Regions from separate parts of the Homo sapiens genome. Here region 1 is linked to region 2. The links are chromatin loops, found by intact Hi-C in ENCODE. Cell type or tissue: heart right ventricle. All regions are shown on one strand. Region 1 overlaps FBXO3 (F-box protein 3). Region 2 has its middle 13 kb from the start of KIAA1549L.

Region 1 (5,000 bases), 380 kb after region 2:
GAAACAGCAACAGTCATTATTATCTCTCATGGTTCATGTGGGTTGGTGTTTGGGAAGTATTCAGTGGGGTGGTTCTGGGTTGGGGTGTCCCGTGATGTTGCAGTCCGATGGTAGCTGGAACTGCAGTCATCTCACGAGCTTCTTCATTCACATGTCTGGTACCCGCGCAGGATGATCCAAATATCTGGAGTCTGAAACAGCTGGGGCTCCTGGGTGCCTCCCTCTATCTCTGTGTGATGTCTCTACATGGTCTCTTCTGCATGACGGCTTCATGGTAGCTGGACTTCTTACATGGTGGCTCAGGGTGTCAAAGACACATGTCCCAGGAGAGAAAGACAGAACCCTAGGCTGAAGGAATATTACCTTTTTCTAACTCAGAAATCACAGTGTCACTTTGCCGATTCGTTATAAGTATATATCTAAGATCAACCCACACTGGAAGGAAATGACAGCCTCTATTTTAAAATTACCTTGTTGGAGGCTCTCAGATTAGGACAGTAGTGATGTTGAACATGCATCTGAATATCTCTTGGAAATGTCAATTCTGCCCATGCAATGTCTGTAATCAAGCCATGACTTACTCTGCTGTCAATGTTCTCTCTCACACATTTGAAGACGCAATGGGAGGGGCTGCTACATTGAACAGAATTCTGAACAGCAAGGACCTACTTGGTATTCTGGAAAGTATGGGGCAACTTGGGGCGTGATGTCAGCCAGAGTCCTTCCACCAAGGCTTTTATGGTGTTACGTGATCCACCACCCCATTAACACTCTGATCTAATCTCCAGCCCCTCTCCCTGTTGTTCACTGCACTCCAGCTACACTGGCCTCCTTGGGTCAAGCACACCAAGCACATTACTGTTTCGGAACCTCCACACGTGCTGCTCCTTTGCTTCGACCTCTCGTCTCCCACATATCCACCTAATTCCCTCTGCTCCTTTCACGTTTCAGCTTAAATGTCACCAAGGCCTCTCCTGACACATCTTTATATTAGAACAACCTAACAATACGTTCTTTATCCCCTTTACTCTGCTGTTTCTCCACAGCACTTATTACTACTTAATATAAGGACATAGTGTTTATTGTTACAGTTTGTCTCTTTGAATTGGAATGTAAATTCCAAGGCAGGGAATTTGATTATATTGTTAATCACAGTGCTCAATAAATAGTTGTTGTACAAGCAAATGAATTAATGTAGGAGAAAGGAATTGTGTCACTTAGGATTTATTATAACACTAACAACAATAACAGAGAAAATATACACTGATACGACTTATAAGACATTACATTCTTTTATCTTTGGATTTATTTTTTTAATCTAAGGAATGAAGACTTTGAAATTCAGTTAGGAGGTCCAAAAGGTGGGAAAGGGAAAGGCTTAGGAAGTTCTAAAACATGATATGTGAGTAGTATGATTATTAATTATCTTAATGAAGAAGAAAACAGAAAAACTGTTAAAGAACTCAATGTGGCTAAGGAGAAAGATTGCTCAGAAAAAAAGTGTACACACACAAACAGCAGATGCAGAGAGGAACACACAGAGAGGAGTGGAAATGTGCAGCTGGAGCCTCTAAAAGTGCCCCAAACAAGCCAAACACACACACCACCTAGACCAAGAAAAGACATAAGACCAACTAATGCATATCCCAAGAGGCATTCCAAGGAGAAAGAAAAAGGAAGTGTTAAGCCTACGAATTAATCAGACTGGTAGAGGACGAAAAAGCAGAACAATTCTCCATATCAGAAAACTAATATACAAACAGGAAAGGTCAACAAATACAACCCCCATGGCTTTTTTAATGTTGATAAGAAGTAAGTCCAGAATTCTCATTTTATTTCTCATCCTTGAGAGAAAACATTTTCCACAAGGCAGGTCAAGATTTTATATGTTTATTTGTGGTTAGAAGGAAACGAAAACTAATAAGAAAGAACATAGTTAAGAGAGAGCTGAACATGAAATGGGTTTATTATTGTCATTTGAAAAGGAACTAATAAGTAAATATTGTTTTACTTATTTCTCAGTTTTAATTTCTGATATGGTAAGCATTAATACAATCCACATAAGCAAGAATTCTTCGGAGTCCTCAATAAGTTTTTAGAGTTTCAGGGGGTCATGAGACTGAAAGTTGACAACCACCGTCCTTAAATAAAGACAACTTTACACCCACCCTAACAAACATTAAAAACAAACAAGATTCCAAAGGATCAAGTCGACCCAATAGTAACTCAACTGCCTGCCAAAACACACCTCAATGCTCTTTGAACTTTAGGACAAGGAATATTATCAGCGATAAAGATGGAGATTTCATAATGATGAAAGAATTATGTCATTAAAAATACATAATAATCCTTAGCATATTTGCATATAATTATACAGCTTCAAAATACATGAAGCAAACCTGACAGAACTAAAAAGAGAAACAAAAAACTATAATTATATTTGGAGATTTCAACAATCATCTCTCACTTGTTGATAGGACAAAGACCAAAAAAAAAAAAAATCAGCAAGTATACAGAAGACTTGAAAAAAACTGTCAACCGATTTGACCTATCATTTATAGAGTAATATTCCCCAAAATAGCAGAATGTACATTATTTTCAAATATACAAGGATCATTTACCAAGATAAACCATAATTTTGGGCCATAAAACATTTAGGATTGAAAATACAGAGCAAATTCTCTAACCACAATAAATTTAAAAAATCGATAGCCAAAAGATAACTGAAAACTCCCCCAAATGTTTGAAAATTAACACATTTCTAGAAAAGTCATAGATCAAAATTAAATTACAAGGGAAATCTGACACTATTTTGAACTACGCGTTCATGAAAACACATCAAAACTTGTGAAATGCAGCTAAAACAGTGCTTGGAGAGAGAAAAGTTCTAAAATTACTAATATAAACTTCTACCTTAAAAAAGCTAGAAGAAAAGCAAACTCAAAGTAGAAGGAAAGAAATAAAGATAACTGCAGAAATCAATGCGATAGAAAATAAGCAAATAGAGAAAATTAGTAAAACCAAAAGTTGCTCCTTTAAATGATCAATAAAAATTACAAACCCCTAACTAAAGCAATGAACAAAAGAGAAGATATAAATTAACAATATTAAGAACAAAAGAGGACAAGTGACTATGGCTTTTGTAGCCATTAAAAGGATATCAAGGGAATACTGTCAATAACTTTATACCAATAAATTCAACATTTAGATGGAATGGACAAATTCCTTGAAAGGCACAAATTACCAAAACTGAAACAAGAAGAAATAGAAAATATGAATATTAAAGAAATTAAATTCAAATTTCAAAATTTTCCCACAAACAGAACTCTAGCCCCAGATAACTTCAGTGATGAATCATATCAAACATTTAGGGAAAAGATTATTCCAAACTCATACAGATACTGGGCCAGTCAAAAAAGGAATTCTGTTATGCAAAGCAGCAAATTCCCAGTACTGGAAATACAGTTTCTGGCATTCCTCCACTGGGAAGAAATCTAAATCTTCACTTCCAAACGCACACTGTAGATTCTTTTCACTAGATATGCCACACAGGTAATGGCCCAAAGTCTCATTATCATCCTTCTCTTTTCAAACTGGAGTTGAAAATGTGTCAGCTCTGGATCAGATTAATATCATGTCCATCTTTCCAAACTTAAACCCATCCATCAGGGTCATTCCAGAAGCTAGAGGGCATTTTCCAAAGATTCAACACCTACAACTCAATTGCATTCTGGGTATATAATTCATATTTTATCCCCATTGTATAACTGGAGCTTCATAACTTTCTTTAATCATGTTATAGTCTCTAAGGTTGGAGTTACTGTTACACTTGTCATAAGGTAACCCTAAAAACGAGATTTTAAAAAATATACCTAGTTGACTTAAGAAATGATCCCAGAGAGACTGCCAAAAGTACACATCCACACATTAAATTTTCTTTATAATGATCTTTATGGAATATTTGTTTATTTGACATTAAATTGGAAGTTTGAGCAAAAACACTGTAAGAAGTTGTTTTCCCAGTCTTAAAGCTGATTCTACTGGTCTAATGTGGTATTTCTCATAATCTACATTTAGGCCACTGAACAGTGAAAAACAAGTTGAATCTTTAAAACAGCAGAAATTCTCTGGTTAGAGACTATGGAGCCTCATTTACTTGTCCATTTCTCTCAACAAATTCACATGACCCCCAAGATACTTTCTCAAAATCTCTAGGGTTCTCTGGAACACTATTTATAAACTAACTATTTGCCTGGCTTATCTGCAGTGTTAACCCTACAAAGTCATGTAAATCAGCACTAGAGGAAAATTTAACTTACCAATCGGGCTATAGACACCCTGAATGTTGGACATGCCATATGGAATCGGGGAATGGCAACATTAAAGATCTTGTCTTTAAAGTAAAGAAAATGGAAGGTATAATATCCTTCCATGTATCCTGATGTTGTAGAGAATGTGGTACAGCTTGTGTATTCATATACCCGACCTGGGCTGATGATTGGAAATTCACCTGCAGGGAAAACAGTAACAATAAACCAAAGTATAAAATTCATTTCTTTATTACAATAAATAAGGTATGGTCTCCATGGCATTATGTAAACTATATAATAGTAAATGCACAGTTAGAAAAAAAAATTCCAAAAGAAAATGTAACAAAATGTTAACAGTGATAGGACAATGAGTAGGTATTTTATTCCTCTTGACTTTTTTTTTTTTTTTGAGACAGAGTCTTGCTCTGTTGCCCACGCTGGAGTGCAGTGGCGTGATCTCAGCTCACTGCAAACTCCACCTCCTGGGCTCAAGCTATTCTCCCACCTCAGCCTCCTGAGTAACTGGGATTACAAGCACCTGCCATGATGCCCAGCTCATTTTTGTATTTTTAGTAGAGGCAGGGTTTTGCCACATTGGCCAGGCTGGTCTCAAACTCCTGACCTCAGGTGATCCGCCCACCTTGGCCTCCCAAAGTTCTGGGATATCAGGCGTGAGCCACTGCGCTTAGC
Region 2 (5,000 bases):
ACTCTGACACCCAGGCTGGAGTGCAGTGGTGTGATCTCAGCTCACTGCAACCTCCGCCTTCTGGGTTCAAGCAATTCTCCTGCCTCAGCCTCCAGAGTTGCTTGGATTACAGGCCCCCATCACCATGCCCAGCTAATTTTTTTATTTTTAGTAGAGATGGGGTTTCACCATGTTGGCCAGGCTGGTCTTGAACTCCTGACCTCAAATGATCCACCCACCTCGGCTTCCCAAAGTGCTGGGATTACAGGCATGAGCCACAAGTTCAGGCTAGAATATTGTACATTCTGGATTTGTCTGATTGTTCATTTGTCCTAATTGGCTCATCTCTATTTTCTGTAAAGTAGAGGCTGGTTCTAATGCCTTAATTCGGTGTTCATGTGCAAAGGTAATTATAGGAGTTGCGTCATTGTGTCACGTCAGGTTGTTCACTATCAGGGATGACAGTTAAAGAGTGATGACTGGCAAATCTCTCCACTGTCATTGGTGGGGTGATACTTTGAAAGTATCAATAACATTTTACTCGGTGTTTTTAGCATCCATTAATGATTGCTGTCTGAATCTATTACACTGGGGATTGCAAAAATAGTGATTTTCAACTCTATGATTCCTTCTCTTAAATACATTCATGACCTGGCATCTTTCTGTAAAAACAGGCTTTCTCCCTGTACACAAGCTCTCTCGCTCTCTGTTTTTCTGTCATCACTATGGGTTCATGGATTTTGCTTTATTCAGTAGGTTAAAGTGACCAATTATCTTCAAGACCCCTGAATCTTTTTGACATCACCACATTTGTCTGAATGTTCCCTTGCTTTCTGGCCCAAAAGAATGTCTTGGGCTCACCTTGTACCTTTTCTGCCTCAGATCTGAAATCAGCCATTTCAACAAAAAGCCCAGGTTTCAAAGAACTCAGAGTAATTTTTACAGGTCAGGCACAAAACTAATCCCTTTGTCTTGTACTACTTCCCAGTCATGGATGTCATGGGTGTTTAATCGTGGTGTCATGATTCGTTTTTGCTCTTCTCTTAGTTTAGCTTTAATCCCATGTCTCCATTACTTAAGGGTATGTCTGATTCCTATTTTTGCAGAGATGTGGCTTGCCCAGCAACTACTGCACACTCCATGGATCTTACTGATCTTGAGTCCCTCTTAGCCTAGCACACTGATTGCAGATGGTAATTCCGAAGGCAGGATGAACAGGGAGATGAATGAGTGACTATTTTAGAGGGCATGCTTGGGAGAAGTAATGTAGTAAATGCAGCATTTACTACTCTTTCTCTAGTATTTAGCACTTGTGCCCAGTGAATGTTGAATCAATGTGGGCCCTAGGGTTTGAGGACATTATTTAGAAAATCTTGGTAATATTTGTATTCTCAATGATGATGATGAACTTGAACCAGGTGCTGAGGTGAGAGCAGGAACTGTGCTGCAGCATCGCCACAGTTCCCTTATCCCTTGTTTCATCACTTTCATTATATTTCTTGCCTTGCCCACCTGCTCTTTGCACTAACTGTAAGCTCTAAAGACAAAGGCCATTTTAATCCTGCAGACTCTGTTTCTTTGACATTTGCTATGTACCTGGCCACAGTCAGCACTAAAACATTTGTTAAATAGATGAATGAAATCAATAAACATCTGTTGAATGCAATTTAGGAGGCCCATATTTCATTATCTGCTTTGCTGCTACTATAGGTAGTATGATTTTGAGCAAGTTTGGGCTTCAGTGTACTCATTGGCAAATTGAGAGAGCCTGGGGTTGCAAACTTAAAAGCAGCAAGGGCTGGGCAGATGCCATAAGTAGATGAAGCAGACTGAGTGGGGACTGGCCGAGTGGAGAGTCAAAGCCCCACCCAAAGTAATCAGGAAACACAAGTAGGATGGCAGACCAAATGTGCACCAATGTCTACTTTTTGGAGAAAACACAGAAATATGCATGTCAGATATTGGCAACTAATTCAAAAGTTTTTTAAAAAAATTATTTTAGACATGGTGTATACCAAACACAAGTTGTCTTCAGGCCAGAGCTGGTCTGTGGGTAGGCAGTTTGCAAGATTAGTTATTTTGAGTTTATTTTCAGTTTGACGTTTAGTAATGCCGTTCAATATAGTATTGCTATGTTGTATTATGGCCAGCAGGGGGGGAAGTTTCCTAATAAATTTTTTTTTAAGTTTGGTCTCATAATAACTTTAAAGAAAATAGCAAAGCAGAAATATGAGCAGTGTAGGCTATGTCGGAGTGTCTAATTTTGTAATTTTTATTGTTAGAGACGATGTTTCTGTCTCTCTGTCACTTAGGTTGGAGGGCAGTGGCATAATCATAGCTCACTGTAGCCTCAAACTCATGGGCTCAAGTGATCCTCCCACTTCGGCCTCCCAAATTGCTGGGATTACAGGCATAAGCCACCACACTTGGCTCAGTTTTTCTTTTTCTTTCTTTCTTTCTTTTTCTTTCTTTCTTTCTCTCTCTCTCTCTCTTTCCTTCCTTCCTTTCTTTCTTTCTTTCTTTCTTTCTTTCTTTCTTTCTTTCTTTTTCTTTCTTTCTTTCTTTCTTTCTTTCTTTCTTTCTTTCTTTCTTTCTTTCTTTCGTCTTCCTTCCTTCCTTCCTTTCCTTTTTTTCTTTTTTCTTTTTTCTTTGAGACGGAATCTCGCTCTGTCGCCCAGGCTGGAGTGCAGTGGTGTGATCTCGGCTCACTGCAACCTCCGCCTCCTGGGTTCATGCCATTCTCCTGCCTCAGCCTCCCGAGTAGCTGGGACTACAGGCGCCCGCCACCACGCCCGGCTAATTTTTTTGTATTTTTAGTAGAGACGGGGTTTCACCGTGTTAGCCAGGGTGGTCTCGATCTCCTGACCTCTTGATCCGCCCGTCTCAGCCTCCCAAAGTGCTGGGATTACAGGCGTGAGCCACAGTGCCCGGCCGGCTCTGTTTCTAATTTTTATATATTTTGAAAAAGTGAGAAAGGATTTCAACCGTCCATGAATTCTTAAATTACTACTTAGACTGACTGGTTTATCAAGGAATCAAAGGAAGACATCCATTCATCCATTCGTTTCTCTGCTGTCAGGTAGACCTGCGATGTAGTACGAAAACGTGTAGATCATTTTATCTCCAGCAAAGGAAATAAAACTTAGAGGATTTGGCAGCTGGAAGTGGAAGGAAAAGATAAGAGGAAAAGAGTAACAGACATTCAACACCTACATTGTACCAGAGCCTTTTATGTGGCTTATTCTCACAACAACCCCTTCTTGTGACAAATCCTTCTTTATTTTTTTTATTTTGCAGAAAAAGAAAAGGCTTAGAGAAGCTCAGTAGTTTACTTAAGATAACACAGAAAGAGGCCGGGCGATGTGTCTCATGCCTGTAATCCTAGCACTGCAATTTGGGAAGCCGAGGCAGGTGGATCACCTGAGGTCAGGAGTTCGAGACCAGCTTGACCAACATGGTGAAACTTCGTCCCTACTAAAAAACACAAAAAATCAGCTGGGCATAGTGGCACGTGCCTGTAATCCCAGCTACTTGGGAGGCTGAGGCAGGAGAATCACTTGAACCTGGGAGGTGGAGGTTGCAGTAAGCCGAGATCGTGCCACTGCACTCCAGCCTGAGCGACAGAGTGAGACTCCAAACAAAACAAAACAAAGCAAATCAAAACAAAACAAAGATAACACAGAAAGAAGCAATGGTGAAATTCCAGTCCCTGTTTGACTCTACAGCTGTGAAAGTCCCACCTAATTACATTCTCTAAAATGCAGTGCTGGCAAATGTTCACCAACTAGCTGGGTGGGTAAGGGGGTATTCATATGTATTTATATAAATTTGTTATAAATTACATGAATATAAAGAATGGTAGCACATAATTTATAAATGATAATAAAGTATACAACAGTCTTTATTATAAATTCCATATGGCCAACTGGTTCTCATAGAATGCTTTTGTTGAGTTTTACCAGACATATAAGTATACTTATAAGTATAGACTTAAGTAAAACCTTAAGTTGGCTGTAGACATACTAAGAGTATATAGATAGACATATAGTATAGTATAGTATAGTATAGTATAGTATAGTATAGTACAGTATATCTATTTATATACTTACAGCCAGCCTAAGGTTATAATTCTTCCAACTTAAGGTTATAATTCTACCATGATTTGACAAAATCAGGCTATGAATAAATGCTTGATTACTACCTGATTTAGCCAAGAAGTTGCTCATGGTATTGATCAACAAGTATACTTTTGATGTCAGTGTTTGTTATTGTTTTCTTTTACATTTAAGACCAAAAGGAAACAACAAAGACGTATGTTAGAACTTCACTTGTTCAACAATGACATGAGTGAATTCTTTGCTCTATCTGACGATAATTTTCAAATACTGGAAGAATACGCTTTCCCTTTTTTCCCCATATTTTGTTTGTTATTAACAATGTACAACCATAGGTAAGATAAACATTTAAATATAGTCCACATTAACATTTTCTCCATAACTTTCTCAAGTCTAGATGATCAACAAAACAATAAGTCAAGCCCTGATTTGTAGTGTTTGCCAATTTTCATGGTGTAAATGCTCCCACCAAGAACAATTTCAAGCTATCTGCACAATGTCGCTGAACACAGAGCTGGAAAGAGATTTGCACCATTTAACATAGATAAGATAGACATAAATAACTTCAAGAGCACAGATAATAGTAAAATTATTCAAAGGTGATATGTTTTGAGTATAACTCATCCTTACTTTGGACAGCAGTGTGTGGCCATAAAAATGACTATAGAAGCTCAGACTATGTGATCTTTATCAATGGGAAAAATTACAATTGTTCCATGACCTTTAACATTATTTTTTTGTTAAAGCATTGCTAAGTCTCTTACTGTTGGTTGTAAATGTATAGGGAAATGAAAAAATAGAAAAGCTAATATTTATATAGCATACCAATTAAAAACATGAGAAGCATTGAGAGTTAAGCGTTTTATTTCTTTGCAAAAAAATGTATCAGTAGTTTAAATGGTGTTT

What was found. Peaks named below come from ENCODE experiments on the same cell type or tissue, not always from the same donor. Only the 100,000 strongest peaks of a DNase experiment are listed, where the experiment ranks them.
Region 1: a loop joins it to region 2, with 11 times the contacts of the local background. A loop is called at or near these places in 74 of 110 quality-filtered maps.

Annotation. Positions count from the first base shown.
Region 1 is chr11:33,742,811-33,747,810 of GRCh38, forward strand. It overlaps FBXO3 (F-box protein 3), which reads right to left. Exons shown (of 11, transcript NM_012175.4): 10 at 4,320-4,510. Among named protein-coding and RNA genes, the nearest start is that of CD59, 8.9 kb to the left of the region's middle. In heart right ventricle, no CTCF peak of the experiment used is centred here; no DNase peak of the experiment used is centred here; H3K27ac peaks cover 4,743 bases.
Region 2 is chr11:33,360,420-33,365,419 of GRCh38, forward strand. No RefSeq gene overlaps it. Among named protein-coding and RNA genes, the nearest start is that of KIAA1549L, 13 kb to the right of the region's middle. In heart right ventricle, a CTCF peak has its summit at 2,119 (motif pointing right); no DNase peak of the experiment used is centred here.